3 separate regions of the Homo sapiens genome follow, and regions 2 and 3 are each linked to region 1. A link is a loop called in an ENCODE intact Hi-C map of the cell type or tissue named here. Cell type or tissue: PC-9. All regions are shown on one strand.

Region 1 (8,000 bases):
GACCCATCTGCTCTGGGCCCTAGGTCTCAGCCTATTGTCCTCATTAAGACTTCTGAATAAAACTAACTTTAATTCTTTAAAAGCTTAATTTTTGTCTTTAGTCGACAACAACAATGGCTAAGAAAAAGCAAGTCTAAAGTGGTGTCCTCAGTGGAGGGAGAGTCAGTCTGCCCGTTCTTCATTTTTTTTTTTCTTTTTTTCGAGACAGAGTCTTGCTCTGTCTCCCAGGCTGGAGTGCAGTGGTGTGATCTCAGCTCACTGCCACCTCTGCCTCCTGGGTTCAAGTGATTCTCGTGCCTCAGCCTCCCAAGTAGCTGGGACTACAGGCGTGCGCCACCATGCCAGGGTAATTTTTGTATTTTTAGTAGAGACGGGGTCACCATGTTGGTCAGGCTGGTCCCAAACACCTGAGCTCAGGTGATCCGCCCACCTCAGCCTCCCAAAGTGCTGGGATTACAGGCGTGAGCCACCGTGCCCTGCCTGACAGCCCCCCTGTTCTAAGAATGGAAACTTTCTTCTATTTCTGTTGCCTCTGCCTCTGCTCCATTGCATCTTCCCTCCGCATCCTTAATGGAGCTCCTGAGCCCAGTTCAGGATGGCTGTCCTTAGAATTCCAGAGATTTGGTTGGGGGAGTCGTCTCTCGGGTCATTGCTTCCCATGGGCATGGCACCTTTGATTGACAAACACAGAAGGGCTTGTAAACATCTCTTCCTGTCCAGGACTCAACACCTTTTAAGATCCATGGTTTCTAAAGAAAAACCTGGATTTGGTTGAAACCATGCATTTTGTATGCCATGATTAGGAGGAGAGACAGGGGCTTCTTCCCAAGCTGTGCCCTGCCCTGATCCTGGTGAGGACCCACATGGAGTGAAACCCCTGAGGGGCACCACAGAGGGGTCGGGGAGGTGTGCGGCAGAGACTGCATGCAGGCCCTGGCATTTCCAGGGTTGTACTCATGCGGGATGGTTCTTTTGAATCCAGAGGTTTAGTCCCTAACAACTCAGACCTGCACCTGGAGGAGCACATCTTCTATAGGGGATGGCACCTTTTACTTTCACCTTAGAGTCCACCTCCCAGTCCCCATCCTCCCCGGGCCCCACTAAAAAGAACAGTGACCTAGACTGGGTTGTCCTGATATTTTTCTTGCTGCATTAGAAAAGAATGATGCTATCCTGGCGAGTTTAGAATCCTTTAAGGAACGCGTGATCAAACGGTGGGACTGCTCACATCGATACTGTCGGGAATGAATGTGCCCCTTCCCTTTTTCTCCCATACCCCAAATATCCTTGCGGGTTCCTTTGTTCCTGGGTTCTTCCACTGACAGGATGAGCAGGTGACTTCCTGTTGCTAAGGGGATCTATCCCACCAGTAAGTACTACGACCTCTGCCCATCCATTTGTAGGACTCGAGTCTCACTATCTGTTCCCTACATGAGGGAGCTGCCTACTAGAACAGCTCTCATTGACAACTGAGTCAGGGTTCTGTCAGGAAAACCTTCTATCCACTGCAGCAGAATTGAATATCTATAATCACCTCACTCATAAACCTTCACTGGCTCCCTATTTTCTGCCTCTATGAGTCAGTCCCAGCTATTCACAGCCTTCAAAACAAACACACTTTGGGGGGTCCCCTTGTCTGAAATGCACTTCTCCTTCTGTCTTATTCAGTCCTTCCTTTCTTGTTTCCTCTTGTCTTCCAGAACTCTAGAGTTTCTACTGGGTTTTATGTTTGAATTCAGGGATTCCATGTAACTCCATACAATTATAGACCACAGATGATTCCCTGGCGAATTAATGATTCAGAAGGTCAGCACTTTCTTTAGCTGAAGTAGAAGCTTCAGCTTCTACTTTATTGGATTCAGCTCAGTATCCAATAAAGGCTAAATAAGTTGGGTGTCTTCACCCGGTGCCCACTACAGAGCTGAACATGTCGTAGAGGCTAAATAAATGCTTGCTAATTGATTTAAAAAAAAAGAGAGAGAGACTGGACAATAAATATCTATTATGAATGGGATTTGCCTAAAGGGAGATAGAATTATCTGATTGACTGAAAATAGGAAAGGGACTAAAGGCTGTTTTGGTAGTTTTATATGAGTGTGCAATCAGAATTAGAGCAATTCAGTAAACCTGTGCATGTTGATCTTATCTGAAAAATGGAAGGTTAAAAAAAATTCTAAGCCTGGCGTTTATGTGAACAGCTGATGAATGACTTTAGTAATTTGTAAGCAAAAAGCTTAGAATTCCAACTTTGCTTTGTAAAAATAGCTTGAGTCACATTCTGAAGCTGGAAGGTTTTAGGCAAATTAATAATACAGGTGATTTTTCAACTTCTGTTGAGTGGGTAAGTAAATAACCTGAACTAGCAGAATCAGCAGTTAGCTAAGTGGTTCTCTCAAATGCATCAGGGACTGTGCCATTAATTTTCTCTGCTGTGGAGGTGGAGGATGATCCCAACACAATTCCTTCTTCCTTTGGCTTGGCCCCTTATATCCTTGATAGAGCTTAGTCACAGCTCTTTGATTAAATACATTGTACTGTGAAAGCTTCCTGGGATTTGTCAACTAAAACTAAAATCCTAAGCCCCTTAATGATGGAACAAACCCTCCCTAGGCCAAGAGAACCCCAGAAAAAAACTTAAAAATGGAGTTCCTGGGCCGGCCGTGGTGGTTCATGCCTGTAATCCCAGTGCTTTGGGAGGCCAAGGCAGGCAGATCACCTGAGGTCAGGAGTTCGAGACCAGCCGGGCCAACATGGTGAAACCCCCATCTCTACTAAAAATACAAAAATTAGCTGGGCGTGGTGGCGCACATCTGTAATCCCAGCTACTCGGGAGGCTGAGGCAGGAGAATCACTTGAACCAGGGAGGCCAAGGTTGCAGTGAGCCGAGATTGCACCACTGCACTCCAGCCTGGGCGACAGAGCAAGACTCCGTTGCAAAAAAAAAAAGAAAAAGAAAAAGAAGTTCCCGGCAATGATGGGGAGGGAGGCTGGACATACCTCATTATCCCCTCTCCCTTTTAATACCCAGCTGACCAGCATTAGTGTTAAAATAGAGATCATAAGACTAGCAAAATGGACTCTTTGTGACAATAAGATACCAAATTATAGACAAGATCTAAGGCCATGCAAGGCAAGGGTTAAGTCATACCTGCAGGCCCTCAATATTGCTACATAGCATCCTTATCTTAATTTAAAACATTCCTTTCTGCTGACTCCAAGTTTTAGAAAGAGCCTTACGCTTTTAATCAAGTAATCTCTGAATCCACTTATAACCGCTAAGCCCCTGCTTCAAGATATTCCACCTTTTTGGGCCAAACCAATGTATTGGTTCCCAGTGCTGAAGTATGTCTCTGCCTGTAACTCCTGCCTCCCTCATTATAAAACCGAACTGTAATCCAATCGCATGGGGTTCACTTCCTCAGGACTCCTTGAGACTGTATTTCCTTGAGCCGTGGTCACTCCTATTGGTCAGAATCAACCTCTTTAAAACATCGTATAGAGTTTGGTTTTTCTGTTAACTGAGAAGAGGCCCAGAGCAGGAGTGCGGAGTGTGAGGTGAAGCAAACGGCCAGCTTCCCTCTCCGCGCTTTCCCATTAACTGGAGGACAGGTGCTCTTCCTTAGATCTCTCAGCTCCCTCTCCTCATCAGAAGCAGAGGAACCAGGAGTGACCCTAATCAGAGTCTAAAATTAGGATCATAAATGAGAAAGGACCCTGAAAAGTATTATAACACTTTAATATATGGTATATAATTATCGAAGTTTACTTGCCATAAGACAGCAGGTCTGCAGGGTGGTTATCCTATCACACGCTGCAGAAGAATGAAGCTTGATCATTTTTGAATCTTTTAACAGACATTGCATTGTTGTACATGTGGGAGCCTGACTTTAATATGTCCATGTTGGCATGAAGGAGAGTGATCGCATGGGCCTTGGGCTGACCTCAGCCCTCCCACACAGGAATCTCTGCCAAATCCTCCCAATGTTAATACTTCACTTGATGGGTACAAAAATATAGTTAGAGAGAATGAATAAGACCTATTGTTGTTGTTGTTGTTATTATTAATATTATTATTATTATTATTTTGAGACTGAGTTTCGCTCTTGTCACCCAGGCTGGAGTACAAGGATGCAATCTCGGGTCACTGCAACCTCTGCCTCCTGGGTTCAAGAAATTCTCCTGCCTCAGCCTCCCAAGTAGCTGGGATTACAGGTGCCCACCACCACGCCTGGCTAATTTTTGTATTTTTAGTAGAGATGGGGTTTCACCATGTTGGCCAGGCTGGTTTTGAATTCCTGAGTTCAGGTGATCCGCCTGCCTTGGCCTCCCAAAGTGCTGGGATTACAGGTGTGAGTCATGGCACCCAGCCTATTATTATTGTTATTATTATTATTTTGAGACAAGGTCTCACTCTGTCACCCAGGCTGGAGTGCAGTGGCATTATCATGCAGCCTTGACTTCCTGGGCTTACTGCAGCCTTGACTTCGGCTCACTGCAGCCTTGACTTCCTGGGCTCAAGCCATTCTCCTGCCTCAGCCACCCAAGTAGCTTGGTCTACAGGCACACACCACTATCTCATGTACCCCATAAATATATATATGCCTACTCTGTACCCACAATAACTTTTTTAAAAAAGGAGAATGCAGAAAAAATTCCAAAATAACAATTACAATAATTCACCACATTAGTTCCCCGTTCAAGGACCCTTCCCGGGCATCATTCCCTATGTCCTCACAACTACTGGGTTCCTGCTCTGGGGCCCAGGTGGTTCCCTTCCTCCTAAACCTGTGGCCCAATGTCCAGCTCAGTTCTTGCCCCTGCCTGACCATGGTGCAGCTGCATGGAAGGCCAATGCACTTGACCTCTGTGGCCAGGGCCGGGCCAAAGTGTGCCCAGTGGTGGGTGCAGGTGGAAATGATGGGGAGTGGCCCCCCGCACAGCTCAGGCTTGAGGCTTCATGAACCCCATGAACCAGAAGTGGGGTACGGAGTCAGGCAGCAGCCACTTTCTTCTGTTGCCACAATCCCTTTCAAGGCCAGTCTTGCTGTGTTTGGGGAAATGATGTTTTGGGGTGACATTGCCTCTCTGGAGGGATATGATACTTCTGACACACCATGTGGTGTCGCCATTTATTTCTATCCCGAGGAGGTGAAGGATAGAAGATCTGAACTCTGAGGAGCAGGGGGCATCGAGAAAGGGTATTTTGATATGTGAGGCATAAATTGAAGTCTCAGCTGTGCAAGAAGGCAGGAGGTAGATATAGGTTCTCCATCCATGAGGTTCCTGGATACCTCTGATGTCCTGTTGTCAAAACATGTGTTTAATGCAAGAGAGAAAGAGGGAGTTGTGTTTGGTGAGGGGCAAAGAGAAGACCTTTCATCCCACCCCCAGTGGCATGGCGAGTAGGTGAGTAGCAGATGATGTCCAGTGAGGCTTCTGGAGAACATCTCTGTCTCCAGTGTGGCCCGGGTTCAGTGCTGGCTGTAGTGAAACCAAGGTTTGTTGCTCTAGGACCCACCAGGCAAAAGCAAGTTTCCCTTCCAACTAACGCCAGTTCCTGTGGATGTGCTGGGGTCTCAGCCCCACTCCCCCATCTCAAGCACCTTATCCAGCAGTCATCTCTCTTACCCGCTTTTTCACTGGATCCTTTCTATTAGCATTACAGTTTGCTTATATCACCCCCATCTTAAAATAACCCTTCCTCCCTCACTCCACATGGCCCTCCATCCAGGCCATTTTCCTCCTCCCATGTGCAGCCACAGTTCTCAGAAGAGTTGTCTGCACATATTCCCTCCATTCTTCCACCAACTGCTCTGTCACTGAAATGACTCTTGCTAAGGGCACCAATAATTTTCATGTCGTCAAGTTCAAAGGACATTCTCTTAGCCTTCATCTCTCAGCAGCTTTTAAACAAATATCCTCTCACCGTTTAAAATACCATCTTCCCTTGGCTCCAGGTCATCACATGCTCCTGGTTGACCTCCTCCTTCTCGGCAGCTCTCCCTCAGCCTCTTTACCAGCACATCCTCTTCCATTTACCATTGACATGTTGGAGCTTCCCTTGACCTGGCCTGAGGCCCCTTCTCTGCTTTGTCATCTCTCCCTGGGTGGCCTCATTTACTTGCAGGACATCAATGGCCAATGTGCAACAATGACTCTTACATTTATTTCTTCAGCCCAGATCTCACCTCTGATATCAGAGTCATATTCAACTACCTACCTGACAGCTCAGTCAACATATCCAATGTTGAGCCTGTAACCACACCAGACCAATCTGGCTTGGCTTTTTGTGACAAAGCTGTGAGTTGTTTTTCATTTGCCATGGATCTCCGGGTTGAGGTCATATAACCTGAGCATGCCCAGATGAACCAAATGTGCAGCCAAAGGGGGAACCTAAGTGCTTGGGTGAAGGAGTGGGGACGGAATTAAGTGGACACCACATGGCAGGATCTAGGATCCAATCAGATCGAGCTCTAGAGTCACCCCATGGCAGAATCCAGTCAGATCATTCTTCCCAACATCACCTCATTGTGAGATCTAATCAGATCACACCTCATTAACCTACACTTATAAAACCCAACCAAAACCCCAGGCCGGGGAGACAGATTTGAGCATTTCCTCCTGTCTCCTTGCTGGTTGACTCACAATAAAACTTTTCTTTTCTCAAAAGCCAGTGCCATGGTATTGGCCTCTGTGCATTGGACAGTGAACCCATTAATTGCTTGGTCACAAACCCTAGTGATCTTTCTACCAACTTCAAAAATCTTACTTTTCTTCCAGTTTTCCTTCTGTAACCCATATACCCAGCAGTGGAGGCATCAAATTTGGAAGTCATCACTCCTCCCAGTGAATCAATTGCCAAGGTCTTTCAGTTCTGTTCCTAATAAATCTTGAATGAACTCACTGCCCCCATTTCCACTGTCCTGATCCAGGCCACTCTCATCTCCTTGCTGGACTTCTGTGATGGGCTCCTGACTGATCTTCCTGCCTTCATGCTTGCCTCCCTCCAATCCGTTCTCTCACCATCAGCAGGAGATACTTTTTCGAAATGAAAATCTGGACATGGAGGATGAGAGTAGCCAGGAAAACTTAAAACTCTTTAAACAATAGAAAACCCATTGCTCTAAAATAAAATTCAATGTCCTTTTCTCAGTTCCATAGATCCACCACAAAGCCTAATTTATACCTGTGTTTTTGCTACCTCCTCCTGTTCACTTCACTCCTTTTGCCTGGCTTTCTCCTACTCCGCCATCGGCTCTCAGTGCAAATGTCACTTTGCTGAGAGCCTTATCGAAACCCCAAGACCAGAGGCCTCCTCATGATACATGCTTTATTCTTTCAGGGAAGTAGAAGGAATAATCATGATTACAACTCAATAATTAAGTGATTAGTTTCTTAAAACCTTGTGTTACCTTTTAAGATAATGAAAATATTCTAGAACTGATTATGGTGATGGTTGAACAACTCTGTGAAAATACTGAAAGCCTTGAATTGTATACTTTCAGTGGGTGAGTTGTGTGATATGTGAATTATATCTCCATAAAACTGTCTTAAAAAGAAAAAAAAGACAGGCCTACATTTGAACGAAAGCTCTAGAAGAGGCAGGGAACTTGTCTATTTTGCTTAGCATTGATTACCTAGCATACAACGTGGTGACTCATATGAAGTATGTGCTTAAATATTGGTTGAGTGGCGGTGAAGGTGAGTAAATGACAAGGCTGCCCTTCTGAGTGGGTGTGGCTTTGTCAATGTTTTGTGTTTCTTAGATTTGAGAAAGATTGGCTTTAAATATGTTACACCCTATTTTAATGCTTTTTATGGAAATGCCCTGAGACCTCTGTCATGCTGAAAGCAGTGACCTGAATCTAGAGGCCCCAAGCCTATCAGAGCCCTGGAGCTGTTGCCTGGTTTCCCCTCCCAAAGCCTTCCTCTTCCAGCACATGGCCAGCTCCAAACCTGCAGATACAGCCAAATGCTTCCACGTGTCACAGTACTCATAC
Region 2 (8,000 bases), 130 kb after region 1:
CCACAGCCCGGGATTCCTCCTAAGCTGTGTCCCATCTGTGTGGGACCCCACTGGAAATTAGACTGTCCAACTCACCCAGCAGCCACTCCTAGAGCCCTTGGAACTCTGGCCCAAGGCTCTCCGACTGACTCCTTTCCAGATCTTCTCAGCTTAGCTGCTGAAGACTGACACTGCCTGATCGCCTCGGAAGCCTACAGGACCATTAAAGACACCGAGCTTTAGGTAACTCTTACAGTGGAGGGTAAGTCCTTCCCCTTCTTAATCAATATGGAGGCTACCCACTCCACATTACCTTCTTTTCAAGGGCCTGTTTCCCTTGCTTCCATAACTGTTGTGGGTATTGATGGCCAGGCTTCTAAACCCCTTAAAACTCCCCAACTCTAGTGCCAACTTGGACAATATTCTTTTATGCACTCCTTTTCAGTTATCCCAACCTGTCCAGTTCCCTTATTAGGTCTAGGCATTTTAACTAAATTAGCTGCTTCCCTGACTATTCCAAGGCTACAGCCACACCTCATTGCCGCCCTTTTCCCCAGTTCAAAGCCTCCTTCACATCCTTCCCTTGTATCTCCCCACCTTAATCCACAAGTATAGTACAACTCTACTCTCTCCTTGGTGACTGATCATACACCCCTTACCATCCCATTAAAACCAAATCACCCTTACCCCACTCAATGCCAATATTCCATCCCACAGCATGCTTTAAAAGGATTAAAGCCTGTTATCCATCACCTGTTACAGTATGGCCTTTTAAAGCCTATAAACTCTCCTTACAATTCCCCCATTTTACCTGTTCAAAAACCAGACAAGCCTTACAGCTTAGTTCAGGATCTGTGCCTTATCAACCAAATTGTTTTGCCTATCTACCCTGTAGTGTCAAACCCATATACTCTCCTATCCTCAATACCTCCCTCCACAACCCATTATTCTGTTCTGGATCTCAAACATGCTTTCTTTACTATTCCTTTGCACCCTTTATCCCAGCCTTTCTTCACTTTCACTTGGACTGACCCTGACACCCATCAGGCTCAGCAAATTACCTGGGCTGTACTGCCTCAAGGCTTCACAGACAGCCCCCATTACTTCAGTCAAGCCCAGATTTCTTCCTCATCTGTTACCTATCTCGGCATAATTCTCATGAAAACACAAGTGCTCTCCTGCTGATCATGTCCAGCTAATCTCCCAAACCCAAATCCCTTCTACAAAACAACTCCTTTCCTCCCTAGGCATGGTTAGGTACTTCTGCCTAGGTACCTAGGTACCTAGGATACCTAGTTTTACCATCCTGACTAAACCATTATATAAACTCACAAAAGCAAACCTAGCTGACCCCACAGAGCCTAAATCCTAGCTGACCCCACAGAGCCTAAATCCTTTCCCCACTCCCCTTTCTGTTCCTTAAAAACAGCCCTAAAAGCTGCTCCCACACTAGATCTCCCTAACTCATCCCAACCTTTTTCATTACACACAGCCGAAGTGCAGGGCTGTGTGGTTGCAATTCTTACACAAGGACCAGGACCACGCCCTATAGCCTTTCTGTCCAAACAACTTGACCTTACTCTTTTAGCCTAGCCCTCATGTCTGCGTGCAGTGGCTGCCACTGTTTTAATACTTTTAGAGACCCTCAAAATCACAAACTATGCTCAACTCACTCTGTACATTTCTCATAACTTCCAAAATCTATTTTCTTCCTCCCACCTGATGCATATACTTTCTGCTCCCCGGCTCCTTCAGCTATACTCACTCTTTGTTAAGTCTCCCACAATTACCATTGTTCCGGACTTCAATCCAGCCTCCCACATTATTCCTGATACCACACCTGACCCCCACGACTGTATCTTTCTGATCCACCTGACATTCACTCCATTTCCCCATATTTCCTTCTTTCCTGTTCCTCACCCTGAACACACTTGGTTTATTGATGGCAGTTCCACTAGGCCTAATCGCCACTCACCAGCAAAGGCAGGCTATGCTATAGTATCTTCCACACCTATCATTGAGGCTACCACTCTGCCCCCTCCACTACCTCTCAGCAAGCTGAACTATTGCCTTAACTCAGGCCCTCACTCTTGCAAAGGGACTACACATCAATATTTATACTGACTCTAAATATGTCTTCCATGTCCTGCACCACCATGCTCTTATATGGGCTGAAAGAGGTTTCCTGTCTATGCAAGGGTCCTCCATCATTAATGCCTCTTTAATAAAAATGCTTCTCAAAACTGCTTTACTTCCAAAGGAAGCTGGAGTCATTTGTTGCAAAGGCCATCAAAAGGCATCAGATTCCATGGCTCAGGACAATGCTTATGCTGATAAGTTAGCTAAAAAAGCAGCTAGCATTCCAACTTCTATCACTCACGGCAGTTTTCCTCCTTCTCATCTGGCCACTCCCACCTACTCCCCGACTAAAACTTCCACCTATCAATCTCTTCCCACACAAGGCAAATAGTTCTTAGACCATGGAAAATATCTCCTTCCAGCCTCACAGGCCCATTCTATCCTGTCATCATTTCATAACCTCTTCCATGTAGGTTACAAGCTGCTAGCCCACCTCTTAGAAGCTCTCATTTCCTTTCCATCGTGGAAATCTATCCTTAAGGAAATCACTTCTCAGTGTTCCATCTGCTATTCTACTACTCCTCAGGGATTGTTCAGGCACCCCCCCCACCCTTCCCTACACATCAAACTCAGGGATTTGCCCCTGCTCAGGACTGGCAAATTGACTTTACTCACATGCCTCGAGTCAGGAAACTAAAATACCTCTTGGTCTGGGTAGACACTTTCACTGGATGGGTAGAGGCCTTTCCCACAGGGTCTGAGAAGGCCACTGCAGTCATTTCTTCCCATCTGTCAGATATAATTCCTCGGTTTGGCCTTCCTACCTCTATACAGTCTGATAACGGACCAGCCTTTATTAGTCAACTCACCCAAGCAGTTTCTCAGGCTCTTGGTACTCAGTGAACTAATGGTCTTTTAAAAACACACCTCACCAAGCTCAGCCACCAACTTAAAAAGGACTGGACAATACTCTTAACACTTTCCCTTCTGAGAATTTGGGCCTGTCCTTGGAATGCTACAGGGTACAGCCCATTTGAGCTCCTGTGTAGACCCTCCTTTTTCTTAGGGCCCAGTCTCATTCCAGACACCAGGTCAATTTGGACTGTGCCCCAAAAAACTTGTCATCTCTACTATCTTCTGTCTAGTCATACTCCTATTCACCATTCTCAACTACTCATAAATGCCCTGCCCTTGTTTACACTGCCAGTTTACACTGTTTCTCCAAGCCATCACAGCTGATATCTCCTGGTGCTATCCCCAAACCACCACTCTCAACTCTTAAATAAATAATCTTTGCTGGCAGGGCTATGCTGAACTTCCTTAGGCACTCTCTAATTGGATGTCCTAGGTCCTCCCAATTCTTAGTCCTTTAATACCTGTTTTTCTCCTTCTCTTATTCCGTTTAGTTTTTCAATTCATACAAAACCATATCCAGGCCATCACCAATAATTCTATATGACAAATGCTCCTTCCAACAACCCCACAATATCACCCCTTACCACAAAATCTTCCTTCAGCTTAATCTCTCCCACTCTAGGTTCCCATCCCACCCCTAATCCCACTCAAAGCAGCTCTGAGAAACATCGCCCGTTATCTCTCCATACCATCCCCCCAAATTTTTGCTGCCCCAACACTTTACCACTGTTTCATTTTATTTTTCTTATTAATATAAGAAGACACTGATAATGGATTAATATCCATAATATATAGTAAACTCCTAAAACTCAACACCAAAAAAGGAAACAACATAATTCAGCAATGTTCAAAGGACTTGAATATACATTGAATCTCCAAAGATTTACAGATGGCCAATAAGCACATGAAACGATGCCCAATATCACTGAATTACTGATCATTAGGGAACCGCAAAGAAAAACTACCATGTGATACCACCTCCCACCGATTAGAATGGCTGCTATTAAAAAAAAAAAAAAAAGAAACCACAGAAAACAAGTGTTAGTGAGGATATGGAGAAATAGGAACCCTTGTGCACTGCTGCTGGGAATGTAAAATGGCACAGCTGCTATGGAAAACAGTATGAAACTTCCTCAAGAAAATTAAAAATAGAATTACCATATGATTCAGCAATTCCACTTCTGGATATATATCCACAAGAATTGAAAGCAAGGTCTTGAAGAGATCTTTGCACACCCATGTTCATAGCAGCATGATTCCCAATAGCCCAAAGGTGGAAGCAATCCCAATGTCCATTGACAGATGAATGGATACACACATATATACATATTTATTAATTTGTTAGTGCCACCATAACCAAATATCACAAACTGGGTGGCTTAAACAACAGAAATTTATTCTCTTACAGCTGCGGATGCTACAAGTCCAAGATCAAGGTGTGGCAGGGTTGGGTTATCTGAGGCCTTTCTCCGTGGCTGGCAGGGGACTGCCTTCCTGCCATGTCCTTCCATTCATCCCTTCTCTGTGTAAGTGCCTCCCTGGTGTCTCTTCCTCTTCCTATAGAGACAGTAGTCCTATTAGGTTAGGGCTCTACACTTACGACTTCATGTAACCCTAATTACCTCTTTAAAGGCCCTATTTCCAAATATAGTTATATTGGGGGTTAACTAAGGCTTCTACACTTGGGTAAGGGCACAATTCAATCTATAACAACTTGTAATAGAATATCATTCAGCCTTAAGAGGAAGGAAGTCTGTTACCTGCAAAAATATGGATTAACCTTGAGGACATTATCACCAAGTCTACACCAAAGACTCCCATCATGTGATTTTTAAAAACTGTTGTTCCCTCTCCTGCCAGCCAGAGCACCCACCCCTTCTGCCTGCATCTTCCTGTCACATACCTCTGAGCCTTTGTACACTGCTATTTTCTCTCCTGGAATGTCTTCTCTTCGCTCCCCTCATCAGAGCAAATCTTGTTCACCCTTCTAAGCCCAGCCAAAGTGCTGTCTTTGAAGTTCCTATTCCTGAAGTAGAGCTCATGTCTCTTCTGTGTTCCTCCAGTTCTTTGTACAACATGCTAGATCACAACTCTCTCTCTTTCAGCCTCCTCCACCAAACCGTAAGCTCTCAAAGGCACAGAGTCTCTCCTCTCTCCTCATTCATGCCTTGTACAATGACCATACATGGTAGATACCAATGTTTGTTGAGTGAATGCAGGCGCAGGTAGGCAAACAATGGTAAGGGAATTAAGACTAGCATGGCTCAATCATATTTGGTTACCTTGTCCATTCAAAGTGTGGTGGCAAAGTGTGGTACGTGTATCAATAGTGGCCCACAGGATGACTTTAGGTAGCACCTGGATGAACCCATTTTTACATAGTTATGTAACCGCCCAATGTGTTAATTTTGCCTGCTGGTCAGGCAGAGCTGACTTATCAAGATGGGGGAATTGCATTAGAGTAAGAGTTTAATTCAAGAAGAGCCAGCTGAATGGGAGACTGGAATTTTATTACTCAAATCAGTCTCCCTGAACATGTGGAGACTAGGGTTTTTCAAGGATAGTTTGGCAGGCCAGAGAATGGGTGCTGTTGATTGGTTGAGGATGCCATCATAGGGGTGTGGAAAGTGATCCTCCTGCATGCTCAGTCTGCTTCTGAGTGGGACCACCGGACCCCTTGGTAGGTCCAGGTGGAGCCATCTGTCATCAGAAATGAAAAAACCTGAAAAGACATCTTAAGAGGCTAATCTTATGTTCTACAAGAGTGATTTATCTGCAGGAATAATTGGGAAAGTTGCAAATCTTGTGAACCCCAGCATAATGACTGGTAATCCTTTACATGTTAGCAGAATTCAGGCTCATGTCATCCTCCTGACCTGGTGGTCTTTCATTAGCCTTACAAAAGTGGTAGAGTTTCGGGGAAGGGATATTACCATTTGAAGTATAAACTAAATGTCTCCCAGAGTTAACTTGGACTAGGCCCAGGAATAATTAGGGCAGTTTGGAGGTTAAAGGCAAGATGGAAGTGAGTTAGATCAGATCTCATTCATTGTCATAATTTTCTCACTGTTATAATTTTTCCAAAGGTGGTTTCAGTTATAAGCTCACATTAACGTGTTCTAGAAAAGATATAACTACATCTGAAACCTGCAATTTCATGGATCTCATTGCTTCTTGAAGGAAATAAAGATATTTTACTCCAAAATCTATTTATTTGACATATTTTGAAATGGCTGCCACAGAGCCAACAGACAGAAGTGGCTTGCAAAGCTGTCTTTTGTGGGGGAAATTTGCATCTGTAGAGAATCTCCATGGATGCAGCCAGGCCTTCCGTTTCTAGGCCTTTCCTGGATCTATGGGAGATTGAGAGTCTGACCCTTTAAATGTCAGAAAAGGGACATTTACCATATGTTCTCTTTAGGGCTGCCACCCAAGAGGCTTACTCTACATAATGAGACCCCCTTTGGTAGCCAGGCCCCTTCCTCTCCCCTTCTCATAACCTGCCTTGGCACTAAACTTGATCTACCAACCTAACCTGTTTTGGGCCATGCTCTGAGCATGCATTATTTCTATAACCTCGAGATGCTATGCAAGCTTTGGAACCTAACCAGGGAATTACATCATCATTCTCAAGGTTCCTGTGTATACATATTACACACATTTGTCTGCCTTTTGTGAGTTGATTTTTCAGCAGAACTTCAGAGGGTCAAGGGGAAAGCTCTTCCTTGGCCCTCAGTTCTCATGAGGCTAAGTAAGAAGAAGTCAATTTAACTAAAACCGAGTAAGTAATGCTACAGGTGGCTCACAGGCATGGCAAAAATCTGAAATGTTGGAAGAAGGAGAAACATGGGGCTAGTCTTTAGTCTCATTTTTAGGCAGAAGTATAGACTGATGTTCCCAATGACATTTGGAGAATGGTATTTTCCATGATTCATTCTTCTTTTCAATCTTCACTAGCAGGAAGCAGTGGCGTGAGCTGGGGAGGGGAAGTAAAGGCGTCCTTAATCGTGTCTCCACCTGCCTTCCAAGATGCTGCCTTCGATTTTGTTTTGAGTAAGGGATGATAAGCCATCCTCTTAGAGAGCATCAGCTCATTCCTTTCATAGCCAAGCTCATCAGCATTTCTGGTGATTGTGTATTGTGGTATCTGCAAACAAGTGATGTATATTCTGCAGGCTTTTCAACCAGGATATTTGTAAGATACATGTTAAAAAGATGGGTCTTGGTTTGCTTCCAAGTCACAAAAATGTGAATCCTCTTTAAAAATGGTATTTGCACCTAAAGCTGACCTATGGAATGGAGTGGAGGTGGGCAGGTGGTAACCAGGAGGTGGCAAGGGGAGGAAGAGCCAGATGGGGGGAGGTGGTAGTAGTATTTTTTATATTACAGGAAGATGTTTTGCCTTACAAAAGGATTAATCACAGGGTTCCTTTTAAGCAGAAAGTTTCATGCATTTTAAAAGATGATTTGATTTACAAGAAACTTTTCAGGAACACAGCTGCTGGGCAAAGCAAGCTATTTACACTGACTTGAAATCCATTTTATGAGCCAGGAGTCTGGGGTGTCAGGGGGAGTGATAAAACTCCTTTAGGTTTTAATTGACAAGTGATATTGACTAGCACAGTTAGGAGCCCAGGTATTGGGCCTGGTCCAGCGTGTTCCCATAGTAAATATGCGTGAATGTGCTGAGTGCTTGAGTATTGATTCATTTATTTACCTGTTTGGCTGTTGCTGTGAAAGGCTTTGTATTTTGCAGCTTTGGAGCCAAGCTGCCTTTCACAGAAGGCTGTGTTAGAATGTACTAGATTGTTCAGCATGAATCATCTGGCTCGATGGCCTATGGGGAGGGAGCTTGGCCTCGTACATCACTGCAAGACAGAGACTCAAAGACATCTGTGGAGGGGAGGCACACAGGGGGTTAGGGAGCCACAGGAATGAGGAGATGAGATCTTTTTCTCAAAAACAAGCCTTAGGGTTGCTTTAAAGCCCCCTTTTCCCTTTTATTCAGACTGCTAATAGCTACCTCC
Region 3 (8,000 bases), 57 kb after region 1:
AGTCATGAAGTCTTTGCCCATGCCTATGTCATGAATGGTATTGCCTAGGTTTTTTTCTAGGGTTTTTATGGTGTTAGGACTTACTTTTAAGTCTTTAATCCATCTTGAGTTAATTTTTGTATACGGTGTAAGGAAGCGATCCAGTTTCAGCTTTCTACATATGGCTAGCCAGTTTTCCCAGCACCATTTATTAAATAGGGAATACTTTCCCCATTTCTTGTTTTTGTCAGTTTTGTCCACTCATGATTTGGCTCTCTGTGTGTCTATTATTGGTGTATAGGAATGCTTGTGATTTTTGCATATTGATTTTGTATCCTGAGACTTTGCTTGAATTGCTTATCCGCTTAAGGAGATTTTGGGCTGAGACGATGGGGTTTTCTAAATATACAATCATGTCATCTGCAAACAGGGACAATTTGACTTCCTCTTTCCCTAATTGAATATGCTTTATTTCTTTCTCTTGCCTGATTGCCCTGGCCAGAACTTGCAACACTATGTTGAATAGGAGTGGTGACAGAGGGCATCCTTGTCTTGTGCTGGTTTTCAAAGGGAATGCTTCCAGTTTTTGTCCATTCATTATGATATTGGCTGTGGGTTTGTCATAAATAGCTCTTATTATTTTGGGATACGTTCCATCAATACCTAGTTTATTGAGAGTTTTTAGCATGAAGAGCTGTTGAATTTTGTCAAAGGCCTTTTCTGCGTCTATTGAGATAATCATGTGTTTTTTTTCATTGGTTCTGTTTATGTGATGGATTACTTTTATTGATTTGCATATATTGAACCAGTCTTGCATCCCAAGGATGAAAGTGACTTGATCGTGGTGGATAAGGTTTTTGATGTGCTGCTGGATTCAGTTTGCCAGTATTTTATTGAGGATTTTCGCATTGATATTCGTCAGGGATATTGGTCTAAAATTCCCTTTTTTTGTTGTGTCTCCTCCAGGCTTTGGTGTCAGGATGATGCTAGCCTCATAAAAAGAGTTAGGGAGGATTCCCTCTTTTTCTACTGATTGAAATAGTTTCAGAAGGAATGGTACCAGCTCCTCTTTGTACCTCTGGTAGAATTTGGCTGTGAATCCATCTGATCCTGGACTTTTTTTGGTTGGTAGGCTATTAATTATTGCCTCAATTTCAGAGCCTGTTGTTGGTCTATTCAGAGATTCAACTTCTTCCTGTTTTAGTCTTGGGAGGGTGTATGTGTCCAGGAATTTATCCATTTCTTCTAGATTTTCTAGTTTATTTGTGCAGAGGTGTTTATAGTATTCTCTGATGGTAGTTTGTGTTTCTGTGGGATCGATGGTGATATCCCCTTTATCATTTTTTATTGCATCTATTTGATTCTTCTCTCTTTTCTTCTTTATTAGTCTTGCTAGCAGTCTATCAATTTTGTTGATCTTTTCAAAAAACCGGCTCCTGGATTCAATGATTTTTTTGAAGGGTTTTTTGTGTCTCTGTCTCCTTCAGTTCTGCTCTGATCTTAGTTATTTCTTGCCTTCTGCTAGCTTTTGAATGTGTTTGCCCTGCTTCTCTAGTTCTTTTAATTGTGATGTTAGGATGTCAATTTTAGATCTTTCCTGCTTTCTCTTGTGGGCATTTAGTGCTATAAATTTCCCTCTACCCTCTGCCTTAAATGTGTCCCAGAGATTCTTGTACACTGTGTCTTTGTTCTCATTGGTTTTAAAGAACATCTTTATTTCTGCCTTCATTTCATTATTTACCCAGTAGTCATTCAGGAGCAGGTTCTTCAGTTTCCATGCAGTTGGGTGGTTTTGAGTGAATTTCTTAATCCTGAGTTCTAATTTGATTGTGCTGTGGTCTGAGAGACAGTTTGTTGTGACTTCTGTTCTTTTACATTTGCTGAGGAGTGCTTTACTTCCAACTATGTGGTCAATTTTAGAATAAGTGTGATGTGGTGCTGAGAATGTATCTTCTGTTGATTTGGGGTGTAGAGTTCTGTAGATATCTATTAGGCCTTCTTGGTCCAGAGCTGAGTTCAAGTCCTAGATATCCTTGTTAATCTTCTGTCTCATTGATCTGTCTAATATTGACAGTGGGGTGTTAAAATCTCTCATTATTACTGTCTGGGAGTCTAAGTCTCTTTTTAGGTCTCTAAGGACTTGCTTTATGAATCTGGGTCCTCCTGTATTGGGTGCATATATATGTAGGATAGTTAACTCTTCTTGTTGAATTGATCCTTTTACCATTATGTAGTGGTCTTCCTTGTCTCTTTTGATCTTCGTTGGTTTAAAGTCTGTTTTATCAGAGACTAGAATCACAACCCCTGGTTTGTTGTTGTTGTTGTTGTTGTTGTTGTTGCTTTCTATTTGCTTGGTAGATCTTCCTGCATTCCTTTATTTTGAGCCTATGCGTGTGTTTGCATGTGAGATGGGTCTCCTGAATATAGCATACTGATGAGTCTTGACTCTTTATCCAATTTGCCAGTCTGTGTCTTTTAATTGGGGCATTTAGCCCATTTACATTTAAGGTTAATATTGTTATGTGTGAATTTGATCCTGTCGTTATGATGTTAGCTGGTTATTTTGCCCATTAGTTTATGCAGTTTCTTCATAGCTTGGATATTCTTTACCATTTGGCATGTTTTTGCAGTGGCTGGTACCGGTTGTTCCTTTCCATGTTTAGCACTTCCTTCAGGAGTTCTTGTAAGGCCGGTCTGGTAGTGACAAAATCTCTCAGCATTTGCTTGTCTGTAAAGGATTTTATTTCTCCTTCATTTATGAAGCTTAGTTTGACTGGATATGAAATTCTGAGTTGCAAATTCTTTTCTTTAAGAATGTTGAATATTAGCCCCCACTCTCTTCTGGCTTGTATGGTTTCTGCCAAGAGATCTGCTGTTAGTCTGATGGGCTTCCCTTTGTGGGTAACCTGACCTTTCTCTCTGGCTGCCCTTAACGTTTTTTCCTTCATTTCAACTTTAGTGAATCTGACAATTGTGTGTCTTGGGGTTGCTCTACTCGAGGAATATCTTTGTGGTGTTCTCTGTATTTCCTGAATTTGAATGTTGGCTTGCCTTGGTAGGTTGGGGAAATTCTCCTGGATAGTGTCCTGAATAGCATTTTCTACACTGTGTTCCATTCTCCCTGTCACTGTCCAGTATACCAATCAAACGTAGATTTGGTCTTTTCACATAGTCCCATATTTCTTGGAGGCTTTGTTCGTTTCTTTTCACTCTTTTTTCTCTAATCTTGTCTACTTGCTTTATTTCATTAATATGATCTTCAATCACTGATATCCTTTCTTCCACTTGATTGAATCAGCTATTGAAGCTTGTGCTTGCATCAAGAAGTTCTCATGCCATGGTTTTCAGCTCCATCATGTCGTTTAAAGTCTTCTCTACAGTGTTTATTCTAGTTAGCCATTCGTCTAACCTTTTTTCGAAGTTTTTCTCTTCGTTGCAATGGGTTCAAACATCCTCCTTTAGTTTGGAGAAGTTTGTTATTACCGACCTTCTGAAGCCTACTTCTCTCAACTCATCAAAGTCATTCTCCATCCCGTCTTGTTCTCTTGTTGGCGAGGAGATGCAATCCTTTGAAGGAGAAGTGACGCTCTGGTTTTTGGAATTTTCAGCTTTTCTGCTCTGGTTTCTTCCCATCTTTGTGGTTTTTTATCTACTTTTGTTCTTTGATGTTGCTGACCTACAGATGGGGTTTTGGTGTGGGTGTCCTTTTTGTTGATGTTGATGCTATTCCTTTCTGTTTGTTAGTTTTCCTTCTAACAGTCAGGTCCCTCAGCTGCAGGTCTGTTGGAGTTTGCTGGAGGTCCACTCCAGACCCTGTTTGCCTAAGTATCACCAGCGAAGGCTGCAGAACAGCTAGTATTGCTGTCTGATCCTTCCTCTGGAAGCTTCATCCTGGAGGGGCACCCACCTGTTTCAGTTGTCTGTCGGCCCATACTGGGAGGTGTTTCCCAGTCAGGCTACACAGGGGTCAGGGGCCCACTTGAGGAGGCAGTCTGTCCATTCTTGGAGCTGGAATGCTGTGCTGAGAGAACCACTGCTCTCTTTAGTGCTGTCAGACAGGGAAGTTTAAGTCTGCAGAAGCTGTCTGTTGCCTTTTGTTCTACTATGCCCTGCCCCCAGAGGTGGAATCTATAGTGGCAGTAGGCCTTGCTGAGCTGGGATGGGCTCCACCCAGTTCTTGCTTCCAGGCCTCTTTGTTTACACTGTGAGCTACTCAAGCCTCAGCAATGGAGGACGCCCTTCCCCCTATTTCAATAGATATTTAAAAAGCATTCAAGAAAATTGAACATCACTTAATGAAAAAAACTCTCAAAAAATTGGTGAAGAAACATACTTCAACTTGATAAGGACCATGTATGACAAATCCACAGTTAATATCATACTGAATGGGGAAAAATTGAAAGCCTTTCCACTAAGATCTGGAACAAGACAAGAATGCCTACTTTCATCACTTTTATTCAACATTGTACTGAAAGTCCTAGCTAGAGTAATTAGACAAGATTAAAAAAAGTAAAGGGCATCCAAACTGGAATGAAGTCAAATTGTACTTGTTTACAGATGAAACAAACTTATATTTAGAAAAACCTAAACACTCGACTCAGAAACTACTAGAACTGATTAAGGAATTCTACAAGCTATAGGATACAAAATAAAGCTGGAGATATCACACTATCTGACTTAAAATTATACTATAAATCTATAGTAACCAAAACAGCATGTACTGGTACAAAAACAGACCCATAGACCATTGGAACAGAATAGAGAACCCAGAAATAAATCCACACACTTAGGGCAACTTATTTTTGACAAAGACATCAAGAACATACATTGGGAGAAAGGATAATCTCTAATAAATAGTGCTGAGAAAACTGGATATCTGTATGTAGAAGAATGAAACTGGATCTCCATCTTTTACCACAAAGAAGAATCAACTCAAAATGGATTAAAGACTTAAATGTAAGACGTGAAACTATGAAACCACTAAAAGAAAACACTGGGGAAACACTACAGGACATTGATCTGGGCAAAGAGATTTTGAGTAAGACCTCAAAAGCACAGGCAACAAAGGCAAAAATATACAAATGGGATTACATCAAGCCAAAAAGCTTCTGCACAGCAAAGGAAATGGTAAAAGAAGTAAAGGGATAACCTGAAGAATGGGAGAAAATATTTGCAAACTCTCCATCCAACAAGGGATTAATATCTAGAATATAAAGGAAACTCAAATGACTCGATACCAAAAAACAAACAATCTGGTTTTAAAAATGGATTAAATACCTGAATCGACATTTCTCAAAACAAGAAATACAAATGGCCAGTAGATATATGAAAAATGGCCAACATCACTAATCATCAGGGAAAGCAAATCAAAACCACAATGAGATACCATCTCACTCAGTTAGAATGACTGTTATCAAAAAGACAAAAAATAACAAATGCTGGCGGGGATGTGGAGAAAAGGGAACATGCATACACTGTTGGGGAGGAAAGTAGTACACAGTTATGGGAAAAGTATGGAGGTTCCTAAAAAAACTAAAAATAAAACTACTATATGATCCAGCAATTCCACTGCTAAGTATATAACCAAAAGAAAGGCAATCAGTATCTGAAAGCAATATCTTCACTCCCATATTTATTGCCTCATTATTCACAATACCCAAGATAAGGAACCAATCTAAGTGTCCCTTAATGAATAAATTCATAAAGAAAATGTACCTATACAGAATGGAATATTATTTGACCATAAAAAATGAAACCTTATCATTTAAAGCAACATAGATGGAACTGGAGGTCATTATGGTAAGAGAAACAAGCCAGGCACAGAAAGACAAACATCATGTGTTTTACTCATATGGGAGAGCTTAGAAGGTGGATGTCATGGAAGGAAAGGATAGAATGGTGGTCACCAAAGGCTGGGAAGGGAAAAGGAAAGGGAGGTACGAAGATAAATGGATTAAGGGGTAAAAATATACAGTTAGATAAAAGAAATAAGTTCTCGTATTCACTAGTATAGTAGGGAAATTATAGTTAACAATAATTCATTGAGAAGAATTCTAACATTTCCAACACAAAGAAAAGGTAAATGTTTGAGGTGATGTATATCCCAATGATACTAATTTGATTATTACACATTGTATAAAGGTATCAAAATATCACACATACCCCTAAAATATGTACTACTATAATATAGCAACAAAACATTAAAAAAAAAGAATACAAGAAGAAGAAGACCCATTTTCGTGGAGGGAATCAGATAATAAAACAGGACACATAGTAGGCAAGTTGGTGATATGTGATTTGGAGGAAAATAAAACAATGGAGTCTTAGAAGAGAGTCACAATTTAAATAGGGAGGTCAGATAAGGCCTTACAACTCAGTTGATCTCTGAGAAAAGGAGAGAGGGAAGGAGCCATCTTGGTTTCTGGGGGCAGAGTACCTGGTTGGAGGAAATAGCAACTGTGCAGAGCCTGTAGTGGGAACCTGCCTAGATTATTTGAGGTCTTTGTGGCTGGAAGGGAGTTAGTTAGGGGAAGGGCAGGGGGACTAGAATGTATTGTTTTATGGGCCATTGTGGGAACCTTGGCTTTTACTCTTAAGGAAATGAGGATTTTGAACAGAGTTGTGACATACTATGGCTTGTGGTTTAGCAGAAGGTGATATAAAAAATACATGTGGTCTTCATCTCCAGTTTCTGGCACAGAATTCCTAAAACCTTTGGAATTTGCTGAGTGATGGGAGTGTTTTTTGTATGTAAACAAGATGATTCAAGGGGTGGGAAAGCCCTAGAGAGTTTCAGGGTGGGGCTGGTCACCAGAATAACAAACCCTTGCTTAGAGGGTTAGAACTTCCAGACTTACCTCCTAGCTCTAGGGAGAGGAATGGGACTGCAGATGGAGTTCATTCTCCAGTGGCCAATGATTTAATCAAAACTGCCTATGGAATAAAAGCTCCATTAAAACTCTGAAACTACTAGAGTAGGTGAGCTTCCAGGTGGATGAACATATTGATGTGCTGGGAAGTTCAACTGCCTGGAGAAGGCACAGAAATTCTGCACACCCCACCCTCAATCTTCCAATGCCTTCACCTGTGCATCTCTTCCCTTTGGCTGTTCCTGAGTTGTAGCCTTTGTAACAAAACTGTAATGGTAAGAATAGCACTTTCCTTAGTTCTGTGAATCACCCTAGTGAATTATCAAACTGAAGGAGAGAGAGCAGTCGTGGGAACTCTTGAATTAGTAGTTGGCCAGGAAGAAGTGCAGGTAGCCTGGGGACCCCATTTGTGGCTGGGCCCTGAAGTACAGGCAGTCTTGTGGGACTTGTAGAACCCTTAACTTGTGGAGGTCTGTGCTAACTCTGGGTAGTTAGTGTCAGAAATGAATTGAATTATAGGAAACTCAGTTGGTATCAGAGAACTAGAGAATTGGTTATTGGAAAAGAGACAAAACACCGAATGACTCTGACTCTTGTGTGGAGGGTAGTAGGAAGGGGACCAACAGCAGAAGAGTCAGGGAGACAAACCAGCCACCTAATGTAAGTAACTGGGAGAGACAGCAGCAGTCATGATAAGACATACTTGTGATGCAGTGTGGGCAAGCCCCAAATTTGGGGCTTAGCCAGGGAGAGTTCTTGGCTTCACCCAGGAAATAATTCAAGGGTGAGGTGGTGGTGGTAGCAGCTGTTATTGAAGTGGCAGTGTATGGCCGCAGCAGAGGTCCTGCTCCTTGCAGAGCAGGGCTACCCCATAAGGCAGTGCGCCCAGAGCAGCGGCTCAGGGGCAGTTCTGCAGTCACATTTATAACCACTTTTAATTATATGCAAATTAAGGGATGGAGTATTCAGAAATTTCTAGTAAGGGGCAGTAACTTCTCGTGTTGCCATGGAAAGGGGTGGTAAATCTTAGGCGTTGCCATGGCAATGGTAAACTGACATGGAACACTGGTGGGGTGTCTTATGGAAAGCTGCTTTCCATAAGACCCTGTCTTAACTAGTCCTCAATTTGGTCCAGTGTCTGAGCCTTCCTCC

The links. Hi-C counts contacts between places; a loop is a spot of excess contacts. Peaks named below come from ENCODE experiments on the same cell type or tissue, not always from the same donor. Only the 100,000 strongest peaks of a DNase experiment are listed, where the experiment ranks them.
Region 2: it touches region 1 in a loop (2.1-fold over the local background); 2 of 110 quality-filtered maps call a loop at or near these places.
Region 3: a loop joins it to region 1, with 2.1 times the contacts of the local background. A loop is called at or near these places in 3 of 110 quality-filtered maps.

The regions. Positions count from the first base shown.
Region 1 is chr16:47,713,516-47,721,515 of GRCh38, forward strand. No RefSeq gene overlaps it. Among named protein-coding and RNA genes, the nearest start is that of LINC02133, 140 kb to the right of the region's middle. RefSeq lists an enhancer at 4,919-5,419. In PC-9, no CTCF peak of the experiment used is centred here; a DNase peak (open chromatin) is centred at 3,196.
Region 2 is chr16:47,840,836-47,848,835 of GRCh38, forward strand. No RefSeq gene overlaps it. Among named protein-coding and RNA genes, the nearest start is that of LINC02133, 14 kb to the right of the region's middle. RefSeq lists an enhancer at 7,668-8,000. In PC-9, no CTCF peak of the experiment used is centred here; no DNase peak of the experiment used is centred here.
Region 3 is chr16:47,770,709-47,778,708 of GRCh38, forward strand. No RefSeq gene overlaps it. Among named protein-coding and RNA genes, the nearest start is that of LINC02133, 84 kb to the right of the region's middle. In PC-9, a CTCF peak has its summit at 4,066; a DNase peak (open chromatin) is centred at 4,153; H3K27ac peaks cover 365 bases.